Linked DNA regions of Homo sapiens: regions 1 and 2 are each linked to region 3. A link is a contact called in ENCODE Hi-C or POLR2A ChIA-PET data. All regions are on one chromosome and are shown on one strand. Each heading gives the region's core, a stretch centred on a gene start or an enhancer-like site at or near the end of the contact. The rest is flanking DNA. Distances are from core to core; before and after follow the strand shown. Region 1 holds the start of STAT4-AS1 (STAT4 antisense RNA 1). Region 2 holds the start of GLS (glutaminase). Region 3 has its middle 14 kb from the start of LINC01827.

What was found. Hi-C counts contacts between places; a loop is a spot of excess contacts on that map. ChIA-PET counts read pairs that join two places held with the same protein, here RNA polymerase II (POLR2A). Pooled maps may share reads with other maps.
Region 1: a map with no recorded cell type shows a loop between it and region 3 (17-fold over the local background). The contact joins the promoter of STAT4-AS1 here to the enhancer-like site in region 3. A Hi-C loop is called at or near these places in 2 of 37 single-sample maps with no recorded cell type and 8 of 50 pooled maps. POLR2A ChIA-PET finds 5 or more read pairs at or near these places in 1 of 52 experiments (OCI-LY7).
Region 2: a loop to region 3 is called in a map with no recorded cell type, with 19 times the contacts of the local background. The contact joins the promoter of GLS here to the enhancer-like site in region 3. A Hi-C loop is called at or near these places in 3 of 37 single-sample maps with no recorded cell type and 7 of 50 pooled maps. POLR2A ChIA-PET finds 5 or more read pairs at or near these places in 1 of 52 experiments (BJ).

The regions. Positions count from the first base shown.
Region 1 is chr2:191,019,343-191,023,456 of GRCh38, reverse strand. STAT4-AS1 (STAT4 antisense RNA 1) reads right to left here and starts at 1,931. Exons shown (of 3, transcript NR_136318.1): 1 at 1,902-1,931. LOC124900514 (a long non-coding RNA gene) reads right to left here and starts at 2,914. Exons shown (of 2, transcript XR_007087796.1): 1 at 2,113-2,914. It overlaps LOC107985785 (a long non-coding RNA gene), which reads left to right. Exons shown (of 2, transcript XR_001739163.1): 2 at 1-317. RefSeq lists enhancers at 2,041-2,658, 2,802-3,251.
Region 2 is chr2:190,878,357-190,882,684 of GRCh38, reverse strand. GLS (glutaminase) reads right to left here and starts at 1,864. Exons shown (of 18, transcript NM_014905.5): 1 at 1,215-1,864. The coding sequence starts at 1,600. It overlaps LOC124906110 (a long non-coding RNA gene), which reads left to right and starts at 697. Exons shown (of 2, transcript XR_007087791.1): 1 at 697-772; 2 at 1,117-4,328. RefSeq lists enhancers at 387-576, 1-940, 2,337-2,476 and silencers at 897-1,206, 1,267-1,356, 1,407-1,466, 1,807-2,066.
Region 3 is chr2:195,558,544-195,562,686 of GRCh38, reverse strand. No RefSeq gene overlaps it. Among named protein-coding and RNA genes, the nearest start is that of LINC01827, 14 kb to the left of the region's middle. RefSeq lists an enhancer at 3,027-3,076. Within about 2 kb of position 2,891, at least 13 of the 41 ENCODE cell types and tissues checked have a DNase peak (open chromatin) inside an H3K27ac peak, as active enhancers do; they include OCI-LY7, where a contact is called at or near this core.

The DNA of each region.
Region 1 (4,114 bases), core at 682-3,181, 4.5 Mb after region 3:
CCCATATATCCCTGCACCTGGATAATGTTTACGCATTCTTCAGGCTCTGGAAAGCCTTCCTGCCAAACACACACACATACATACACACACACACACACACGCATGTGTGCGCATGGCTCAGGTCATGCCACGCTTCCTCCATAGCATCCTCTACATCCCCGGCACAGTGCTTATCTCCTTTGGTGTAAATGATATCATCTATTTTCCTCAATAGACTCTAAGCAAGCTCTGTATGTACATGGACCAAGACAGCCCTGCTCACAGTTATATCCCTGGAATCTAGTACAATCTGGCCCTGAATAAATATTTATTAATGATTTGGTGTTTGGACACATCAAGAACAGTCATTAGTTCCTTCCTTTCCTTTGCTCCTTGGGCTGCCTGCAAAACTAAGCTGAAATTCTCTTCCTAACAGCTCCAAACTCTAAAATCATGAAACAGCCCCCAATGTTATGCTTCATCCTGATTAACCAAAACACACTTGCTTTTGATCACACAGAGAGGACTTCCTCCCTACCTCACCCTGAACTTCCAATAGACATTGTCTAGAATTACAGTTTATAAGCTCACTCTAACTTCCCTTTGATGCTAGGTATTATCTCATGCATGCCTAACATCCTAGACATCTACCTACTCATAGATGAACCAAGTGTTCCTGAAATTTCCCCTAAACTCTCCATTACACTCAAGGGCATTACTACTTCTGCCCCTAGTAAAAGTCCTCCACAAAGAATGGCATGAACCCGGGAGGCAGAGCTTGCAGTGAGCCGAGATGGCACCACTGCACTACAGTCTGGGCGACAGAGCAAGACTCCGACTCAAAAAAAAAAAAAGTCCTCCACAACACTCTTATGTCAGGCTTGACAGTCATCTTCTTAGACATCTCACAGACTGATAGACTGCCGCAAACGGAAAGAACTCTGCCGTCCAGAGAGGGCAGAGAGAGGGGAGAGGTTGGAAGGGGTGTGAAGGAGTAGAGCTCTCATTAAAAGTCCTTTAGGGAAGTTTTTTGCGCTATGCATGCTCATTATTCTCTTCCCCCCTCAATTGTGGCTCGATAGGTCTTAGAGCCAGTGCTGAGATCTGAATGGCTGAATTAACCTGTGATTCCTGATCTCAGTGTTGGTCAGTGACGTTCATTTATTCATTCAAAAAATATTTTTGAAATATTTGAAAATGCCTGTATCAGGCATTGCTTTGCTTAACCAGGGTTTCTGAACCACAAGACACAGAAAGTGATTTGCTTGACGATTTTCTCAGTTCTCCCAGGGATGGCATACAGTGACATTCTAGATATACAGGAGAGCAGGGAATTCATTACACACATAGATACCCTGGGGGATTAGACTGAATTGTCTCATGGAATACTGGATGGAAAAGGCTGTTAACACAGAACAAACTCCCTCCTGTTGTGAACTTACACGCTGGCGAGGAGAGATGAAAACAGACAAATAATAAACAGGGATAGGTTTAACAAGTGTTATGAGGATTGCAAGTGTGATACAGTCACTGGAAGAAGCAATCAATGAGGGTGTCTTTGAGGAGATGATGACTGAACTGAGACCTAGAGAATGGGAAGGAGGCAGTCCATGAACACAGTCAGGAAAACAGCATCCCAAAAGACCAGTGTATGTATGCATAGGGCTCAGGCAGGTAAAAACTTGGGGTATCTGAGGAACAGAAAGAGGCTAAGGGGATTGAGGGGAGCCTAGTGAAGTATGGGGTGAGATAAGATGAGTAAGAGGGGTAGGTGAGCCCAAATTGGCGGGCCCTGGATTCTTATTGCAAATTGAAGCCAGCAGAGGCTTTTAAACAGGTGAGTGGTGTTATAAAATTTGTTTCTTCATTTAAGTGAACATCGAACAAGGTTGCTATACAAGAAATGCCCCCAAATTCCCCACCTAGGTCTGGCTTCCACAGGGCAGGCACTCAGAAGGGCTCCACGCTTGGCTTCATGCTCTCCTGTTGCCTTCTTGAAATTCTTCATTAATTTTGAGTAAGGGACCCCACATTTTCATTTTGCAACGGGCCCTCCCTGCAAATTACATAGCTGGTCCTGTGTTGTTCTAACAGGGGAAAATAAACGTCTATTTGCATAGTAGGACTCTGTACCTTAGGGTCTTGTTTGTGTGCAGCCATTTTGGGGCTGGTCGTCACTCTCACAAGAGGCTGGAGGTTGGGGCCCAATGAGGTAGGTAGGCCCTTTCACACACTGGAGGTTCTAGGTGGGTGCCGAGTTCACCCTAAGAAGGTAGAGCCCCTTAAGAGTAGGCGAGCAGAGCCCAAAGAAACTCAGTCTCGTGCCTCCTAGAACCATTGAGTAAGTCACAGACATTACACAAAACTCTTGTTTCCTCAGCCAGCCGAACTTTCGAAATCATTGTCCAGTGACTAAGCATTCTCCATTATACTTCTCCCACGTTCCTTCTGGTATAATCACCACAACTGAGAAGGCATGGGGGCGAGAAGACCCCAGAAGAAAGAGGCAAGCCCCTTGCAGACCGAGCCTGAGGACGCCTATAGAAACTGCCAGACCCCAACCTCTGGTTCAAGGGCAGCTACCCAGGCTGGCTGAGGGTCACAGCTTACCAGACAGGACAAGATCTGAGTCAGTGCAAGTGCAAACTGTGTAGATAGCGAAGTGAAGCGGGTAAAAGAGACCTTTTCAGGACAAGGAAAGAAACGGTGGAAGTGCAAGGGTAAGGTTTCCAGCACCTTAGGTGCAGAAATCAGGACACGTTTCCCTCCCTCCCTCTAAGGTGAAACGGCAGCCACCCGCGCCTCCGCCTTCCGTCGTGTGCAGAGCTAACACTCGCGCGTGCGGGCCGCGTGGACCGGCCTCTCTGGGACCCCGTCCCGCAAGCCGATCTGCAGCCCCAGGGCGAGCGTGCGAGCAGTGCGCCCGCCGCCAGGGAGAAACCGTTGGGAGGAAGCGGGCTGCGGGAAAGCCCCGCTGCGCCTGCGTGCTGCGCCTGCGTACTGCTCCCGCAGGCTCTAACTTTCGCTTTTCGGTTTCCTCTCAATCCCAGTCCTTCTCGCTCCCGGGCAGTTTCCCCGAAAGCACGTGGGGCGGCTCTTCCGAGCACTCGCGTCCCTCCCGCCGCGCGCGCCGGGCCAGCTGTTTCCGAAGCGGTTCAAACTGCACCGCGCAAAGCCAGGGGCGTGGGCGGGCCCGGGCTGCTCTACCTGCGCTCGGAAAGCTAGGGCTCCAAAGCGTTCCTGAGCGGTTTTTGACCGCGAATGTGATAGTGCTCATGGTAAACACTGAAAATAAATTACATAGACATATCTTACTACCCAGACACATTAACATTTTAGAGTATTTTTCCTTCTCCCTCTCTGTTTCCATTTATTTACATTTCTATATATTATTACAATAATAGGATAATACTGTCTATGTTTTCTTTCCTTCATTTTCATTTAATTTTATACGTGGATATTTTCCAATGTGAAATTAAATAGTCTTTGAGAGCCTAACTTTGATATTCTACTATATGAATTGTGCTTTAACTGACAGTTGGAAAATTCAGTTTCTGATTTTTCACTGTTACTAATGAAGCTGCTATGAACATCATTCTGCATAAATCTTTCATCTATATCTGATCACTTCCTTATAGCAGATTTCTGTAAGTTCAAGAATATTATAAAAACTTCCAAAAAAAGATTGTGTTCCCTACATTATAATCGTCAATATAATTCTGGTCGATGTGTTATTTTTCCTTCATGTAAAGAACACAGCTTGCTTGCATATGGCCATTTTCCTAAAAGTATTCATAGCTTTCCTCCATATTGGGATGAAATATGTCATGTACATATTGCAGTTTTGTTCAAACCGTGATATGCATCCCTGCATTTTAACCAGCTGCTATGTAGGAGGCCTCTTGTACTTATTAACTGGAAAGAAAATACACACACCAAGACAGGTAAGTGACTGTACAAAACCCAAATCCAGAGAACTACAAGAAATGATAGAAATCTTTTATTTCAATTCTATTATATTACAGATGAACAAATACAGTTTACACTGATGAAGTGACATTCACAGTATAATAGCAAGCCTTACAGAAAGGAGGAGAGGTGAAGAGGCATTGACTGGAATTTTTAGAAATTCCTA
Region 2 (4,328 bases), core at 615-3,114, 4.7 Mb after region 3:
TTTTCAGTCTGGGAGAAGAACTTTAGAAAAGTTTCTGGAAGGTCCCAACTTCAATTACAGGAAAACATCAAGCAGGCGTGAGATTGAAATTATAACAATGTTCTCACTTTCAGTTTGACTTAAGGAACTCTAGAGCTGGAAATAGCAGCAGAAATAAAAGGGAAGCAAAACAGGTTAGAGTGTCAGCGTACAAAGCCAGAAAAAGAGTAAGGTATAATGAAAGCAGATCCGTAAATTTTTACCCATTTTGGGAAAACAAAGTGGTCCATTTGTATTACACAAGACAAAAATATATAGGAGACTGCTTTGCATATTGTTTAAGAAAAACCAGTTTTGCTTTAAGACTAAACTACTGTGCCGTACACATACAGGATGAGTCAACATCCTATCACAATGAAGTCACAAAACCTACTCAACTCAGATTTTTCACTGAGTTAGTGTATTACGTCACATTTCATCTTGGCTATTTAACTTTTATTTCTAAAAATCTCCCCATCTCACGGAAGACCTGACAAGCCAAAGCTGGTCCCTTATGCAAACAGGTGGTCTATACTGCGTGCCCCATCTTCTCGGCCACATGACCGGATTCCTCCTAATCTCACTTCTGAAACATTGTTTCCGGTGCCCCAGATGGCTCTACACGTGCCTGAGGTAGCCACTCCCGAAATATAAAGAGCTCTCTGTCACATCTGGCTTCCAACCGGATGATGGCAGAAACCAAGGGAGGGCAGGCAGAGCGGAAACGAGCCAGGAAAAGCGACAAGTCAGGAAGGTAAAGGCTCTGCTGAACGCCCAACTCCTAAATGTCACTCGGTGGAGATGTTCGTGCAGCATCGCCCACGAATGGCTGGGGCGGGCGGCCAGGCGCTGCAGCCGCAAGCCAGGGAGCTGAGCACGCAGCGCGGGCAGGGGAGCGGCCTCTCTGGCGCTGGGGACGCCAGGCGAGCCCATCAGGCCCCACCGCGGCCCCACCAGGGCGACCCCCGCCGGGGGCGGAGAAGGGAAGTGGGTGCCTGGCGGAGGGTTGCGGGCGGGGAAGGCGCGGGCGGGGCCGGGCCTAATCACATGGCGCAGACGGCGCAGGCCGCCCGGCACCTCTTTCTTTCTCTTTTCTAGACCCTCGGCTCCTATCCCGCCCCACCGCAGGGCCCCACACAGCCTGAGCCCGGGCCCCGAAAGGAACGAGGCCTCCTGCGCCTCGCGGAGACACTCACTTTTCACCTGAGGCCACCAGCTCTTTGCCCTCGCTGTTGCCAAACGCGTCCGTCTCCCCGGGGCCGTCCTTGGGGCCGGGCGCCGCCGGGGCAGCGGGTGGCGACACCCCGGGCTGCGGATGCGTGCTCCCCTTGCCCAGCTCCTGCAAGATCTCCGAAGGAGAGCTGGACAGGCCCCGCGCGAGGGGCTCCGCCGGCCAGCCGCCCCCGCCCCACCACGGGTGGAGTCGCGCGGCGGCAGCCGGGCCCGCGGCCGGCCGTCCCCCGCCTCGGGGACGCCGGCACAGGGTGACCAAGGGCTGTGCCCGCCGCAGAGTCGCGCTCACGCCGGCGGGCGACCGCAGGAGCAGGTCCCGCAGCATCCCCGAGCCTCGCAGCCGCATCATGCCGCCGGGTCCGTCAGCGCCCGCTCAACAGGGGAGGATGCTCCGGGCGTGGGCGGCCGGTTTCCTCGGGGAACGCGGTCTGTGGTGGGGCGGTGAGATGACAGAAGAGGAAAGGGCAGCTACTTGGGTGTGGTTCCGGCTCGGACTCCCGCAGCGGATGCGGGTGCTGCTGCTGCTGCTGCTGCTGCTGCTGCTGCTGCTGCTGCTGCTGCGCGCTAGGATTGCCGCGACCGGTTCTCTTCGCTCCGCCTAAGGCTCCGCACTGAGGCTAAAGCGCAGGGGAGGGCTAGAGACCTTCAGCGCTCGCCGACGGCCCGCCCCTTTCGCCCGCTGCGATTGGCTCAAATCCTCGACCTCTCTTTTGATTGGCGATTAGGGCAGTCAAATTTCTCTCGGCTCTGGGTGCGCGGAGAGTAGGGCGGGGGATTGGTGGGGGGCGGGGAGAGGAGTCAAACTGACGTGTGAAGCGGGTGAGCCAGGCCCGGCTGCTCAGTAGCCACTTTCTGCACGCCGTGCCAACTCCGAGGCTAGCCTAGTTGGGTACTAGGGGCTCTGGGTTCTCGCATTTATGAAGCAGTGGGCTCCTCCACTCTGGGAATTCGAGCTGTTGGGGAGACTCATGGGCGAGATCCCCCGCAGCCGAGGGCAGTGAGGTCAGCAGGTTTGGCAGGGCTGAGTCTGGCCGAGCTGTCGGAACTCAGCCGATCCCAGCTCGCATCTGGCCCCCAGGTCAGGGCGTCTGGCGACTCCTCCGAGAGCAGCCCCGGACAAGCTTCATCCCTCTCCCAAATGTAACATTTGCTTGAAACTTTCCATGATTGGCTACTACCCAGACGTGAAGTGTTTTGGAAAAAATGAGCAAAATCCTTTCAGCTATGCGACTTAAGCCATGGGAGGGTGGAGGTGGAGGGAGGGCGACGAGTGGCGAGGCGGGGTGGGGGGGTTGCGGAATCCAGAATACGACAGCTTTCTTTTTTAAAAATTATTTTTTTTAAATGTACACCGATACTTCAAAAATAGTTTTGAATAGCAATGATTCCGTTAACGCTATTTGCTTGAAAGCAAAACTGTAGATACTTTTCTATTTTAAAAACTGCTTCACTGTTTTAAAATAGAAGCGTTGGAATACGGGTTCTCTAAGTTATTTCAGCATCACTTTATCCATTTATCCTTTTGGACCTGTGGAAAAACAGCCAAGAACCTGATAAACTGAGTTATTCCCTGAGGCTACATACACATTACATTCCAGGACAAAAAAATGTTTTTAGACTATTTCCTGAAACAATTAGGTTTAAATGGAGTAGATCCACAGAGTTTAATAAGATGTTTTGGGGGTTGGTGTGTTGTTACTGTGTTGTTGTGTGTGTTCGTTTTGAGAAAGGGTCTCACTCTGTCGCCCAGGCTGAAGTGCAGTGGCGCGATCACGGCTTACTGCAGCCTTGAACTCAGGGGCCCCGGTGATCCTCCCACCTCAGCCAGCACCTGCTTTTTTTTTTTTTTTTTTTTGTATTTTTGGTAGAGACGGGGTTTCGCCAGGTTGCCCAGGCTGGTTTCGAGGGATCTGCACCCCCTGGGCCTCCCAAATTGCTGGGATTACAGGCGTGAGCCACCACGCCCGGCCTAATGAGGTGATTTTTATGAAACTAGAAGGGTGTATGTCAGGTGCATCATTAATTGATAACCGGATTTAGTAATCTAGTGAACTGTAAAATATTTCAATAGATTAATAATTAGGAAATCTGGCTGTACCTACAGGTTATGTGACCTTTGGCATGTTACAGCCTTGCCGTGTTTTAAGTTTTTTTTTTCTATCTGCTCTTTAACCAGAAGAACATGGAAAAAACTATCATGTGTAAAACATAGTCACCTTTTTTATTTAAAAAAAAAAAAGCAGGACAATGGGAAAGTACTTAGATAGCTTTTATTACTAATGTTACTTGTCCAAAAATGTTGATGAATCAAAGTAATGATATATTCAGGAATAGAGACATCAAGTTTCAGAGGAAAGGTAACAAATATTACCCCTGCCTAACCCTGACTTGTTAATGACTTGCAGACTTTAATATTGTCCAATATATTAGCTGCAATTAGTTATCAATTTTAACTGCCTCTTTTTTCTCAACAACACAAAGCAACTGACAATCCAGTTACTGTTTTCCTCTCAGTTTCTCCCTTAATTTCTCTGAGTTTCTTATGAAAATTGTTTTAGATATTTAAAGGTTTAAAGGCTTTATAGTTCACTTAACAAATAAGAAAGCTAACCTAGTAACAGATTATTTTCTAGAGTTTCTAGTTTCTAGAGTTTTATTTTCTGGTAGTTTCCAGACTTTCTGCTTTTGGTGAGAATGGATAGATATTACTCCCAAAATTTGGAAGAATTGAGTCCACTGAAATTTAACCCCTTGTTTGAGAAGGCTAATGAAAAGGTTATAGACAGCAAAGAAACTATTATAAATAGAATAAAAATGTGACTCAATACTTTCATTTGATTCTTTTCTTCATCTTATATAATTTTTTAATCTTTAAAGATATTTTTATCTACAACTTTGTAACCATTACACAACTTTGAAGTTTCAGTTATGTTAAATTGAATTATATCATTACATAAACTCATGTAATCATCATGTAAAAAGTATAAAAACATTTGTATACATACAATAAGTAGTCCACCAAAATATCTACAAATAGAAAAATGCTCTCCACATTAACTATGGTTGGGTTGTCAGAT
Region 3 (4,143 bases), core at 1,642-4,141:
AAAGCAGGGCCTGGAAATCGGCATGTGAAACACATATCCTAACACATTTTCACATACACAGATGTTCCCGCTCCAGCGCTGTGGAGTTATTGAGACAGGTTCTTATTCTATCTTCTTATATTTTTGTTTTGGCATTTTCTTATTGTCTCTGCTGTTTCTCTGCCATCATCACTGTTATCCTTGGGAAAGAGCAGGCGATGTTGACTGATAGTGGTGGAACTGGGGAAGGTGATAATACAAGTAATACAATTTTTGCGAATTTGTTTTATCTACTTAAAACGGCTCTCTCCAGACCAATTTGCATGAAAAACAGGAAGCTGACTAAATTGAAAGAAAATGCTAAATCTTCAGGTTGCACCTTCATATCAAGAAAAATTCTATTAGGTACACACACAAGTAGGTAAAAACAGCAGGAGGCTAGTGAGGAGGTTGTGCAGTGGCCTCCCACACCTCCCACACATCTGCTTCTGCTTTTGTGCTGTACTCTCGGAGAGCTCCTACTGACCCAAATACCAATCCGGTGGACTCTTAATGTCTTTTTTTTTTTTTTTTTTTTTTTTTTTTTGAGACAGGGTGTCACTCTGTTGCCCAGGCTGGAGTGCAGTGGCCAGATCTCCGCTCACTGCAACCTCCACCTCCTGGGTTTAAGCAGTTCTCGTGCCTCAGCTTCCCGAGTAGCTGGGATTACAGGCACACTCCACCATGCCTGGCTAATTTTTGTACTTTTAGTAGAGTCAGGGCTTCACCATGTTGGCCAGGCTGGTCTTGAACTCCTGACCTCAAGTGATTTGCCTGCCTTGCCTCTCAAAGTTCTGGGATTACAGGCGTGAGCCACCGCACCCAGCAAGATCCAACTTTTGAACCAACACTTCATCTTGAGATTCTTACATTCCTTGCTGGTTTTAATTTCTTTCGTCCTTTAGCACCTTTCCAGCCTTTCTTATAGCCCCCTTCTCTTTGTCCACTGCTTGTATACTGCTTTTCATTGCGCTTTTTTCCTTGGCTGTCTTTCTCACCAATCTTTTTCTGTCTCTGCCTCTCTCTTTTCCCATGTCCCCATTTTCTCTCTTCACAGATTATTGAATATTTACTATGGGTCAGGCACACTTCTAAGTACATTACATAAAATAACTCAGTTAATTTTCACAACCTCATAATTGCAGGAACTGAAACAGAGAAGTTAATTTGCCTAAGATCACATGGCTAGCTAGTAATGGAGCTATGATCCAGACGCTAGCATTTTGGCTCCAGAGCCTATGCTCTTAATCATTACATACCTTCTTTTCTTAGTCTACAAGCCCATTTGACTGAGCTTATCCATTTTTTTTTTTTAGCTTCAACTTCTAACTATAAGCTCATTTGATATCTCTAATTCCAATCATGCCTGTCATCTGAGTTCGTCATCCCTGATGCTCACTGGACAACTTTACTAGTATTTCCCCATAGGGTATTAAACAGTTGATATTCCCACAACTGAACTCACTGTCTTTCTTGCCTTTAGCTTACAGTGTCTCCATTCTCCTTGTCACCAATGCAAGAAAACTGGGAGCCATCCTACAGTTATTTTGTCCAGTGTACTCTACCTCCTGATCATTTTTGTTTCATTTCTGTTCCTTTCTCTTCTTCCCTTCTGCCACCACAACTACACTTTGGGATTATAGTAAATATTTTTCTCATTCTTTTGAGCAAAGGATTAGTTTTTACCTTATGATATTGTGAGTCTTAACTGATGAGGTTCTCTTCTTTGAATTACCTACTCTGATGCATGGAGTCACATGTGAAAGCTACCTATTAAAAAAAAACTATAGAAACCTGGCTGGATATGGTGGCTCACACCTGTAATCCTAGCACTTTGGGAGGCTGAGGTGGGCAGACCACTTGAGCTCAGGAGTTTAAAACCAGCCTGAGCAACATGGCAAAACCCAGTCTCTACAAAAAAAAAAAAAAAAAAAAAAAAAATTAGCTGGGCTTCGTGTCGCACACCTATAGTCTCAGAAACTTACTTGGGAGGCTGAGGTGGCAGGAACGCTTGAGCTCGGGAGGTCAAGGCTGCAGTGAGCTGAGATCTTGCCACTGCACTCCAGCCTGGGCGACTGAGTGAGACCCTGTCTCAAAAACAAGAAAAAAAAAATAGAAACGTATGCAATAATTTTCTGAACAAAGTTCTCTCTTGCTACTATCGTATTCCCTTAGGCTCATTTTAAAAAACTTGCTTTCAATTCTATTTTATATTACTCTACCCACAATAAACTACTTGCAGTTCCCTCAAATTTGCCAATGTGTGTGTGAGTGTGTATGTGTGTGTACATACCTGGACCATTGCCCATGCTGGAATGCCCTTTCTCGCCTCGCCTACTTGACAAATATCTATATTTTCCAAATCTCAATTCAAGATCATTTTATTCTTGAAATTATTAATGATACCTAACTTATGCCACCTCAATATGCCACGTACACTTTTTAATTTTTAACACCTATTGCCCTGATTTGCTTAAATATTTCTGTCCCTTCTGAAGTGTAATTTCTGTGAGATCAGAGACTGTATCTCATCTTTCCATTTTCAGTGGCCTAATAAAGCTGCATCTTTAGAAGTGGCTCATGGAATGATTCTACAAATAATAACTGTCATCCTTATGGAGCAGGTACCAGATGACAATAAACAGGCCAAACTGCAATGACATCTCAGCAAAGCCCACATATACCACTTATATATTTGGGAGATTTTCATAGTTTTGAAATGCTTTTGAATCTTTTTAAAGCCCTGTTTCTCTGCAATAGTAATAATAATAAAAAAAAAACTCTCAAAACAAGTATGCGTTACATGCTGGTTCCAAGAAGGAGGGAAGCTGGGGCAAACCACATCCTGCTTTCAAAGGAACCAACAAAGACCATGAGTAAAGCATGAGCTGAGGCTGATGAAGTGCACCTGTCCTGTGACAGTTCATGAGCAGTCAGCCTCTCATGAAAGTGGCAAGTTCTCTGTATTTTTACATAGCCAAGTCAGGCATTTCTAGGCTCATCTGTGGGACGAGGACACAATAGAGCAGGAAATGGCTTTGATGCTCCCAGTTTTAGTTTCCTAGGGCTGCTGTAACAAGACACCACAAACTGGGTTGCTTAAACATCTGTATTTGTTTCACGGTTGTGGAGGCTGGGAGTCTAAAATCAGCGTTGGTAGGGTTGGTTCCTTTTGGAGGCCCTAAGGGAGAAACTGACCTGGGCCGCTCCCCTAGCTTCTGGTGCTTGCTGACATTTTTGGCATTGCTTGGCTTGCAGCTGCAACCCTCCAATCTCTGTCTCCATCATCAAATGGCCCTGTCTCTGTGTATGTCTAAATTTTCCCCTTGTTTAAACTTTTAATTTTAGGTTTGTGGGGTACATGGGAAGGTTTGTTACATAGGTAAACCAATGTCATGGGAGTTTGTTGTATGCATTATTTTATCATCCAAGTGTTAGGCCAAGTACCCAATAGTTACCTTTTCTGCTTCTTTCCCTCCTGATGCCCTCCCCACTTAAGTAGGTCCCAGTGTCTTTTGTTTCCTTCTTTGTGTTCGTAGTTCTTATCATTTAGCTCCTACTTATAAGTGAGAACATATTGTATTTGGTTTTCTGTTCCTCCATTAGTTTGCTAAGGATAATAGTCTCCAGCTCCATCCATGTTCCCGCAAAAGACATGATCTTGTTCTTTTTTTATAGCTGCATAGTATTCCCTGGTATATAAGTATCACATTCTCTTTATCCAATCTGTCATTGATGGTCATTTGGGTTGATTCTATATCTTTGCTATTGTGAATAGTGCTGCAATAAACATTTGCATGTGTGTGTCTTTATGGTAGAATGATTTATATTCTTCTGGATATATATGGGATTGCTGGGTAGAATGGTAGTTCTGCTTTTAGCTCTTTGAGGAATTGCCATGCTGCTTTTCACAAGGGTTGAACGAATTTACACTCCTACCAGTAGTGTATACTGATTGTCAGAATGTTCATACCTCTTTCCGTAAATATACTCTAATGCAGTATAACCTCATCTTAACTTGATTATATCACCGAGGCTCTTATTTGTTTCCAAATAAGGTCCCATTTGTAGGTTTTAGGGGTTCAGACTTGAGCAAATCTTTTTGGGGATACTGTTCAACCCACA